Linked DNA regions of Homo sapiens: region 2 is linked to region 1. A link is a contact called in ENCODE Hi-C data. All regions are on one chromosome and are shown on one strand. Each heading gives the region's core, a stretch centred on a gene start or an enhancer-like site at or near the end of the contact. The rest is flanking DNA. Distances are from core to core; before and after follow the strand shown. Region 1 holds the start of PCBP3 (poly(rC) binding protein 3). Region 2 holds the start of PCNT (pericentrin).

The links. Hi-C counts contacts between places; a loop is a spot of excess contacts on that map. Pooled maps may share reads with other maps.
Region 2: a loop to region 1 is called in a map of CD4-positive, alpha-beta T cell, with 8 times the contacts of the local background. The contact joins the promoter of PCNT here to the promoter of PCBP3 in region 1. A Hi-C loop is called at or near these places in 3 of 168 maps with a recorded cell type or tissue (CD4-positive, alpha-beta T cell, heart left ventricle and naive thymus-derived CD4-positive, alpha-beta T cell), 5 of 37 single-sample maps with no recorded cell type and 13 of 50 pooled maps.

Annotation. Positions count from the first base shown.
Region 1 is chr21:45,640,790-45,645,768 of GRCh38, forward strand. PCBP3 (poly(rC) binding protein 3) reads left to right here and starts at 2,936. Exons shown (of 18, transcript NM_001384156.1): 1 at 2,936-3,079. RefSeq lists silencers at 2,141-3,130, 3,451-3,590.
Region 2 is chr21:46,320,146-46,325,574 of GRCh38, forward strand. PCNT (pericentrin) reads left to right here and starts at 4,011. Exons shown (of 47, transcript NM_006031.6): 1 at 4,011-4,137. The coding sequence starts at 4,084. C21orf58 (chromosome 21 open reading frame 58) reads right to left here and starts at 3,725. Exons shown (of 8, transcript NM_058180.5): 1 at 2,494-3,725. The coding sequence starts at 2,593. RefSeq lists silencers at 1,000-1,262, 3,744-4,073, 4,344-4,803 and an enhancer at 3,254-3,393.

The DNA.
Region 1 (4,979 bases), core at 1,686-4,185:
CAGGGCTCCTGGGAGGCCTAAACATCTTGCAAGGTTTTGACGTTAATTACTATTATGATTGCTTTCTGTGTGTTACTGTTTTCCCCACACTTTAGCCAGCTAATGTGGAGCTACAGAAGGCCCTCGCCCCTACCCCTCCAGATGTCCCAGCCCATGACAAGCAGGAAGGCCGGGTGCTGGGAGACTTCCTGGGGCTGGATCTGACATCATTCCAAGCAGATGATAACCTGCCTTCCCGATTTCCAAACCCACAGCAAGACACCCTGGAGTTATTTATAAATGCGAGCCCCTGGGTGCACTTCTGACGGGACCAGCACCCTGACGGCCATGAGAGGGTGGAGACAGCGCACCCCGAGCTCAGGGAGGCAGGAAACTCTGGACCTGGAGGCCGGGCACCATGAGGGACACGCTGCAGGCCCAGCTGCTGCCGCCTGGGGCGGGGCTGCCCTGCAGGCTCCGGGAAAACCCAGAACCAGGCCGGATCAGCGTGTGTCAAGAGGCGGGGCGTGAGAGATGAGCTGCTTTTTTTCTTCACAGGGTTGGCAGGAACTGCAAATAATAGAAAGTCTTTAGGGTCTAACACGCTGCCCTGAAAACACTATCATTACTTTCCTAATGACTAACTGTGTCTTTCAGCCGGCGGGGCAGGCAGCTGAGGCCGCAGGCTCCCGCAGAGGACCGGGGGAGGCTGGCAGCCTGTAATCTGGGGGCGCTGACAGTGCTCTGCCCAGACCCTCGCGCCAGCTCCAGCTCCAGCACAGCAGCCCTGGGTCCCTCTGGCCCCCTGCCCGCAGAGTCCAGGTGTGGCAGAGGCCGCCCAGTATCCCTTCTCCTCCTCCTTTTCTAAAAACAGAGTCTCACGATGTTTCCCATGCGGGTCTCCAACGCCTGGGCTCAAGCGATCCTTCTGCCTCGGCCTCCCAAAGCGTTGGGATTAAGGGGCGAGCCACCGCGCCCGGCCCACCTTCCCTTCTGGTTCATTTCCAGTAAGGTCCTGTCCACAGCGTCCTTCCCAGCATTCCCACCAGGCTGCAGGCCTTGGCCTCCCTCCCCTCCATTCTCATTCTCCCCGAAACCGCCAAGCGCGTCCAAAGCACGGGTTCGCCAAGCGCCCCCCCCGCCCCACTCCACATTCCCTTCCCCGCCGACTCAGCCTCCGTAGCTCGCGGACGGCCCCTCCTCACGCCAGCCCAGGCTTTTTTTTTTTTTTTTTCTTCTATTTTAAGGTTGTCTTTTAATGACACAAGCGACATTTGGAGACAAAAGGACACATCTCTTCCTGACCCACCTCCAACCCCAGCTGACGGCCGCCCTGAGCCTGGCGTAGACGGCCCGGAACGTTCCCTGCGTGGGTTCCGTCCATCCCGAACCCCTGTCCCCGCGCCGGCTCCGGGGGTGCTCGGGGGGCCGCGTGGGGTCTGTGACGTCGCCTCGAGGCTGCATCCCGGTGACCCGGCAGCCCCTGGCGCTCGCGGGAGGCGGGCGGGCGCGGACCCCAGGCTTTAGGGCGCGATTCCTGCAGCTGGCTGCCGGCCCGAGGTTCTGGGGTGTCTGAGGTCTCGGGCGGGGCGAGGACGTTTCTCCGGCTCAGCCCCCCCACCTCCTGCCCTGCCGCCCCCCACACCCAGCTCCCCACGGACGCCAAGAGGCGCCTCCCACCCCGGCGAGGACCCGCGGGGAAACGGGGCCCAGGCGCGGCGACTGCGGAGGACGCGCCTCGGCCCCAGCGCCCTGGTCCTCGGGGCGTCCGGCTGCCCTTGCCCGAGGCCGGGGCGGGCGCTCAGCGCCGCGGAAGAAACGCCCGGGCGGGGACGCACAGCGAGGCGGGCTCCGCGGGAAGTACCGGGAAAACGGCGCGGAGCGGAACAGCCCGGAGCCAGCCCAGAGAAAGGGCGGCCTCCCCCTGCAGCCCCCGGGGCCCAGCAACGCCCCGCCCCAGGCCACGGCACGCGAACGCCGGGCGGGCGGAGGGGACAGGGCGGCGGGACCAGCGCGGGGCGGGCAGCGTCTGGGCACAGGCTCACGAGCCGCTCGGGGCCCCTGCCCGCCGGGCGCTGCGGCCCCAGCCTCCGGGCCGGGGCCAGGCCCACAGAGAACGGGAAGCGGGCGCTGCAGGGGGACCTTCGGGGTTGCGGCACGGCTGGGAATTCAACGGCCATTCCCGTCCCGTCGGGCCCACCCGCCCGCCCGCCAAATCCCCGCCCACCGCGGATCCGCCCCGTCCACCAAGGTCTCGCTCACCAACGGCCCGCCCCGCCCACCACAGGCCTGGCCCGCCCACGAAGGCTCGCCCCGCCCATCCACGGCCCTGCCCACCACAGGCCCGCCCCAAGCCTGGGCCCCGCCCCAGCAAGGGCACTAATCCCCTAACCCCCGAGCCCCGCCCACTGCTCTTGCCCTTCTCCCGCCCGCCCCGACTTAGGCCTCTCCCCGGCCTGGCCTCCCGTACTCAGCCCCGCCCCTGCCCCGCCCCCACCCCACCCCAAATGTGACCTGCCCCTCCCACTGCCCGTCCCCTCCCCGCTTCACTTCATTAGGCCCCCGCCCCGATTCTTGCCCCGCCCGCTCAATGTCCCGCCTACGACCCCGCCCACTACTAGTGACCGGCCCGCCCGTTCGAGGCCCCGCCTCCTCCCCGCCCAATGCTCGGCCCCGCCCCGCGCGTCATTGGGCCAGGTCCCCGCCCCGCCCCCAGCCCCACCCCCGCCCCTTTGACTGGAGTTGGCTTTTTCCAGAGAACTTTCCGGGCTCGGATTGGCCGCGCCGGTTGATGTTCCGCCCTTTCATTGGCCCGCGGCGCCCGCTTTCGCGAGCCTGCCCTTGGGCGGGGGCGGGGCCGGCGGCGGCGCGCGGCGCTAGATTGGTTAGCGGCGCAGAGGGGCGGGCCCGCGCCGCGCGCAGCGCTCGGGCTGGAGCGCCTGAAGCCGCGACCGCCGCCTCAGCCGCCTCAGCCGCGGTCGCCGCCGCTTCGGCTGACTTAGGCTCCGCCGCCGCCTCCTCACCCGCCTCGCCCCGACCCCGCCCGGGCCTCCCGGCCTCTCCCCGCCGGCCCGCGGGCTCGCCGTCCGGCGCAGGGCAGGTGAGTGAGCGGTGGCGGGCGGGGTCGGGGTCGGGCGCCCTTGCGGGTTACGGGGACCCAGTCCCCGACGGAGGCCGAGTGACGGGGCGACCCCGGGCCGCGGCAAACTTCGCCCGAGCCGGGGCGGGCGGGGGTCCCGGGCTGGGTCGCGCCGTCCCCGACCGCCGCCGGCGCCTGCGGCGGCCCGGGGCAGCGAGGGGACTCGCGCTCCCTCAAGGTGCGGTCGCCAGGCCTGGCCCGCCCGCCTCCGCCCCCTCCCCAAATTCGGAAGTTGCGGCGGGAAGCCGAGAACGTCTCGGATGTGGGTCAGAAAACGTCTGGACTACTTGAGGCTTCAGTTTCAAAACGGCACAAATTTCATCTCTTGATTGAGAAGAGATCTGGGGAACACCCCGGAGCGGCCGCGGCGGCTGGAGGGCGGCGGGGCGGGGCGCGGGGCCTCCTCCCCCTGGACGGCCGCCGGGAGAGCGCGGCCTCACCCCTCGGTGACCCTGCGGAGAGCCGCGCGCGGGCGGTGGGGCGCGCGCAGGTCTCTCTTGTTGCTCGCTGTGTTTTATTTTAATTTTGGGGGTGGTTAGAACGTGTTTCTTATTGTCCCCACACGTGTTCTAATTGGAAGTCTTGTTTCGTGAAAGAGTTTTTTTCTTTTTTTTGCCTGGTGATGTTTTCCAATTCCCTCCGCGCCACTCTGAAGTATATTACTGGCATAAGAAATTTGAAAGTTAACCAAAAGTCGGGTCCTAAATCTCGTGGCTCGGGGTTGGTTATCTTCCACCGTCCTTCAGAGCAGCCTGGATTTGCAGGTCTTGTTAGCCCTCCATGTGAGCCAGTAGCACTCTTAGTTGTTGAGTGTTTGTAGAGTGGGATTCGCCAGAAGGAATCTTGAGCAGCAGGGCCTTGCGGAGAGGCCTTTAGAGATTAGACTGGGCAACTTATAGACTCCCCCCATTTCAAAAATATTCCTCTGGCACAGGCCCTCACATATCCCTCTGAAATTGAACTCACTTTCAGGGGCAAACTGTTGCCCTTTTTCTTTTCTTTGGACTTTCTCAGATGTGGATCCCAAAGGAGTGTGCAAGGGTGCTTCCCTATTTAAGAGAACTAACTCCCAGTCCTCCTCATATTCAAGAATAATTCATCATCTTAAAGCGTGTCAGAGATACCTATTTTGGCCCCAAAAGGAGTGTTTGTAGAACAGTGGCACTCTAAAGGGATCATTTGCAAGATCTGAAAGGACCTAATTGATCATCACACGACAGAAGCAGAAATAGTTCTGGTGTTTTCAGGCTTGGAGATCTGTCAGAAAACATGGGGCCTTAAAACTAACAAGTGCAGTGACCGACTAACTGATGTCTCACTTTCGAGCAGTATTTTTTTTTTTTGCTTGTATGTAGATGCTGTTGTTTATACAGTGCAAGTTCATTACGAATGGTTTAGAACTTACGTAGCTTCACGTATTTTCTTAGTTGATAATATTATAAGGTTTTGAAAAAGTTTTGATGATAAATGGGGTCTTTATAACTGAAAAAAATGGACTCTGTCTAGAATTCAGGGCTTTTTGGCTGGCGTTGCCCCAGGTGCTGCTGATTAGTGGTGCTTTTGGACCTCAAAACATCACTTTCCCAGATATCTTTATAATGCTCATGGTGGGGGAAAACCCACACAGCTTTGTGGTTACGTTTTTAGCTATTTATGCGAAAAAGTTCAACATATAGTTGTATTTTGCTAGCTGTTTTGAAGAAGCTATTCTTTACCCTATTGTTCTGAGGAGGCTGACAGCATGCTGCATTTATAAATTTGAAAAAGCCTCACGAGCTTCTTGAACCAATCTAGCTATTCAGATTTGGATTCTGTGTATCAGTTTTGATTATTTCAGTTCCTGTGTCAATGGCAGAATCAT
Region 2 (5,429 bases), core at 2,761-5,260, 680 kb after region 1:
CTGGAGTGCAGAGGTGGAGCCATCTCAGCTCACTGCAACCTCCGCCTCCCGGGTTCAAGTGATTCTCCTGCCTCAGCCTCCCGAGTAGCTGGGAGTACAGGTGCACGCCACCACGCCCAGTTAATCTTTGTATTTTTGGTAGAGATGGGGTTTCACCATGTTGGCCAGACTGGTCTCGAACTCCTGACCTCAAGTGATCTGCCGTCTTGGCCTCCCAAAGTGCTAGGATTAGAGGTGTGAGCCATAGCACCTGGCCCCTGATGCCTTTTAAATTATAAGATAGGGCCAGGCAGGCGGAAGTTGCAGTGAGCCAAGGTGGCACCACTACTGCACTCCATCCTGGGCAACAAGAGTGTAACTCCACCTCAAAAAAAAAAAAAAAAAAAAAAAAAGGGTATCAGGCCAACAGGGACCAGATGTTTCCTCATCAGTAGATACTGCACCCACCCAGATAAAGACATAAACAAGACACTCTTACTATCAGTCCTTACCAGAGTACTCTATGGCCATGAAAAGAGCAGAACACCACCAGGTCAAAGTGGCCGTTTTACAGACAGTCTTGCTGTCACTTGTGAGAAGCCCTCCACATCTGCTGCTGCAGGCTCTGCCCACATCAGAGATGCTTCCTTGCCAGATTCTCCTTTTCGTTGAACTGGTTAACTTTTTTTCCTCTCCTCTTTCTCTTGATGTGGAATGTTTATAACATTTATGCAGTGGTCAAGTATACTATTATGTATGGTTTGTAATACTGACTGACTTAAGGAGAGACTTGAGCCTGTGTGCCCACAGCTGTGACTGCCAAGTGAATGGGAAGCACTAAGAATTGCCTCCTCGGGATCTCTAGTAGTATACATAACATGCTCCAGAGGGCATGGATTTGTCAGACTTTTTTTTTAAATAGGGTTTTTAAGAACAGTTTTAGATTTAGAGTAATTGAGAAGATAGTACATGGAGATCCCACATACCACATGTGTGGCTTCCCCTCTTATTAACATCTTACCTTAGTGTGCTACATATGTTATATATATATATATTTTTTTTGAGACAGAGTCTCGCTGCGACGCCCAGGCTAGAGTGCAATGGTGCAATCTTGGCTCACTGCAACCTCTGCTTCCCAGTTTCAAGCGATTCTTCTGCCTCAGCCTCTCGAGTAGCTGGGACTACAGGTACGTGCCATCATGCCCAGCTAATTTTTGAGTGAAAGCCAGTGCACCTGGCCCATTTGTTATGATTAATGAACCAATATTGAGACACAAGTAACTGAAGTCCACACTTTGACAGTTTCCTTAGGTTTGCCTCATGTCCCTAATGTGGTATCCATCAGAACACCCCATTACATTGAGTTATGTGTCTTTAGGCTCCTTCTCAGACTTTCCTCGTTTTTGATGACCTTGACAGTTTCGAAGAGTACTGGGCAGATATTTTGAAGAATGTCCCTCAATTAAAATGTGTCTATTATCTCCTGGTTAGACTGGGACTGCAGGTTACAGAAAGGAAGCATCTAGGGGTGAAGTGCCACTGTCACCCCATCACATCAGGGACACACACTGTCACCTCGACTATAACTGTGAGGCTGACCTGCGTCACTTGGCTGAGGTGGAGTCTGCCAGTTTTCTCCACAATAAAGTGGCTCTTTCCCTCCTTTTCTTTATTGCACTCTTTGGGAGGAAGTGGCTATGTGTGGTCTACACTTAAGGAGAGGGGAGTTACGTTTCCCTCCTTGAGGGTGAGTATCTACAAAATTTATCTGGGCAGCTTTTTTTTTTTTTTTTTTTTGAGTTAGGGTCTCAGTCTGTCACCCAGGTTGGAGTGCAGTGGTTGCCTGGCCTTGACAGCTTTTTAATAGTTTAAAATGAATTGAGGCTGGGCGAGGTTGCTCATGCCTGTAACTCCAGCACTTTGAGAGGCCAAGGCAGGTGGATCACTTGAGCCCAGGAGTTCAAGACCAGCCTGGGCAACACAGTGAGACCCTGTGTCTACTAAAAATACAAAAATTAGCTGGGCATGGTGGTGTGCCTGTAATTCCAGCTGCTCAGGAGGCTGACATGGAGAATCACCTGAGCCCGGGGAAGTTGAGGCTGCAATGAGCGGTGGTCTCACCACTGCACTCTAGCCTGTGTGACAGACTGAGACCCTGCCTATAAAAAAGAAAAGAAAAAAGAACTGAAATAAGACCCAAGTCCAACATTAGCAGAACCTCTCTAGGATGTCCACAGAAACGACTCTGGGGTTCTGAGGAACACAGTCTAGGCAAACCTGGGCACATCCCCTCAGTCCCACAGTTGTAAATGTATTGTAACACGTAACAGTTGTGAGATTCAGGCGCGGTCTGGGTCTCTGTTCCTGGAAAGTGTGATCCTGTGGGTGCAGCCCCTGCTCGCTTGGCTGTGTTGCCTGCCTGGCCCCTGCTCTAATGAGCCCACTGCCCAGAGTTTGCTCAAACCACCCAATTCCGAGTCTGGGAACCAGGAGACCGCTGGACACCCCGCTCACCACACAGAAGACTGTGGCCTGAGTCAGGAGAAGGAAGTTTCTGGCGGTCGAGCTTCCACGGCTTCCTGAGGGAGGTTGCAGGGAGCCGAGATCGCGCCATTGCGCTATAGCCTGGGCGTCGCAGCGAGACTGTCTCAAAAAAAGAAAAAAAATTCTGAGCGAGATTCCAGGGCTTCCTGAGGGCGCGTTTAAGTTGCAGTTGCTGAGGAGGCTGCAAGGTGAGCTTGCGTCAGCGAGGAGCCACTCCAGCACGCTCGGGAAGGGCATCGTTACTGCTGCAAACAAGCACACGGCCCTCCACGACGAACCTTTTGCAAGTGAAGGCGCACGAACAGGCCCGGAGGACTACAAAGAAACCCAGAAACCAGACTTGGACACATGAAATAAAGGGGTTAGCTGAAGGAATACTCCACAGTTAAGGACGGCCTGCGCGAGGTCACCGGCCCTGTCTTGGTTTTTTGCCACTTCGCTCCAGTTAGTTTCCCAAGTTCCACCTACGCGCGCGCCAGCTGAGAAAACGCCCACCCCGGCGGTCCCGCCACAGGTCACAGGCGGTGCGGACCCCGGGACTGTGTCCGGGCTTCGGTGTCCAGAGAGCTCCAAGACACCCAAACCTTCCGTGGTTTCCACCTCTGCAAGCTTATGTTCCGCTGAGCTCAAGCTGAGGGACGACGACCTCATGCGACGTCAGTTTCCCCCTGGGACCACGAACCCACGGCCCCATTTCTCTTCTGTCTACTAAAAACCTTTTCTTTTCTTTTTTTTTTGAGACCTAAGACATCAGTGAGACACACGAGCAGACACGGGCTCGGTCGGGAAAGGCGGGAGCTCCAAGCGGCGGGGCCTGCAGGTCCAGGCGGTTCGCGGGCTTTCTGACCGCATTCGGCCGAGTTCTTCTCTGAAGACCCAGGACCCCCGGCCGAGGGGGCGCATTCGGCGGGCTGGTGGCGTAGGATTTTGTTTCGGGTTCCCAGGGTCCCGGCAAGGGTGAGGGAGCCCTTGCGGATCCCCTGAGATCCACCTCAGCAGCCTCCTCCGTGGTAGGCCTCAACTTCCCGCGGCGGCCCACAGCCAACGACTAATGCCTGAGCGGGAGAAAACGGCCTGGCCCTGTCCGGGTGGTTGCTGAGCACCGTTCGGCGCCGCCCGCGCCTGCAGGGAGCCCGGCCCGCTGTCCTGGTGGACACAAAGCCCAGGGGCCGCCCGCGCGGGACCAGCAGCGCGAACTTTTTGCCGCTCGGCCAGCCTGGCAGGGGATTTTAAAATCGGCCAATCACAGCGGGCGCCAGGCCTCCGCTTTCCGCTTACTGGTCCTGCCGTAGGAGGCGGGTACGTGAGCGCACCAATCTGTGGCCGGCGAGCGTAAAGGGCGGGGCTCCGCCCAGGCTGCACCGCCCAGAGCGCGCGTGCGCGAGACCGGAAACGCAGCCCCCTGATTGGCGGCGCGTGTCGGGGGCGGGGCCGCGGCTGCGTGACAGTTGTCGCGGGGGGAGGGCGAGCCCAAGCGCGGGGGAGGGAGTGTAAATAGAGCGAAGGCTGCTCTGTGTCAGCCCCGTCACCGCCGGGCGGCCCGCGCGGAGTCTGAGGGAGATGGAAGTTGAGCAAGAGCAGCGGCGCAGAAAGGTGGAGGCCGGGAGGACGAAGGTAAACATTAGGGGCTTCTTCTCTAGCTGCTCTGGCGTGAAGTCCTAAGGGCGGCTCCGGTGCCCGCCACCGCCCCCTGCCAGGAGAGGACGCGGTCCGGCGGAAGCCGCCGCGGAGGTCTCGCTTTTTCCCGCCGGCTCCGCTGGAAGCCGCCTCCTGGCCGCCGCCATCTTGAATCCGCCGCTCTCCGCCAGGTCCCGCCCCCGCCGCGGCCACAGCCAATCAGCGGCCGGGACGCGCGGCGCCTCTCGGGCGGGCCGGGGCGGGGCTGCGCCTGCGTCGGGGGGGGTGGGGCGCGGGCTGGGCGCGGTGCACGCCGGGGCGGGGTGTGGCTGCAGGGCGGGGCTACAGGGGCGTGGCGTGGCTGCACGGAGGGGGTGGGGCGCGGCAGGCGCTGGACCCCAGGCTGGATCTTCCAGTGGCTCCCGCGTCCTCCGGGACCGGGTGGCCTGGGGCGGGCGGCCGGTATTCGGGTGGCTGCTTGGTCTAGGGCCAGTTTCCTGCGCGGCCGGGGCCGGGGGCGTGGCGCGGGTGGCCTGCAGCGCCTCCCCAGGGTGCGCCTTCGCCTCGTCCGTCGGAGATGCTTTCCCCGCGCGTTTCTCGCGGCGTTGCAGTCCTTACTGTGTGAAAGGCCCCCGCGGCGCTCCCGGCCGCCGTCTTCTTCCCGCGCCCTTGGGCTCGCGTCCTGCCCGTCCGGGCCTGGCGTACGCTGCCGGGAACCCACGCGGCGCTGGCGCCGGGCGCCTTCAAGGGACGCGCTCCCGTCTTTCTCCCGCCCCGGGTTTCTCCGTGAAAAAGCGCTCGGTTTGATGGCCACTGTCCTAGGTTTCGTGGGAATAAAGCGCGCAGAGCCCATGACTCGGGGGCAGGAGAAAGGGAGTCCCGAAAGCGCGAGGCGGAACCGCGGGAGCAGGCCGGCCTCTGCGAGGTGCGCGCCGCTCCCCCCCAGGATGTTCTGGCTGGGGTGCTGGGGAAGAGCGGGGCTCCCGGGCACGGCGGACAGGGGACGCGGGGCTAGGCCGGGGAAGGGCTGAGGCGGGCAGGAGGGGAAGGGGAGCCCGGAGCCTGCAGGGAGCTGCGAACAGGAGCAGAGCTCCCAGGAGGGTGGAGGGGGGAGGGAGGGACAAGACGCCGCCTGTAGGGCGACGCAGGCCGCAGACCAGGTCTGTGCTATATCCCGACATGGATAGGTGTGGTGGAGGAGGACATGAAAATAAACGACATGAGGTTGACTTTGAAGGAAATATTTCCTTGAGAGACCATTTTCTTGTGTAAATGGCCTTGTGTAATTT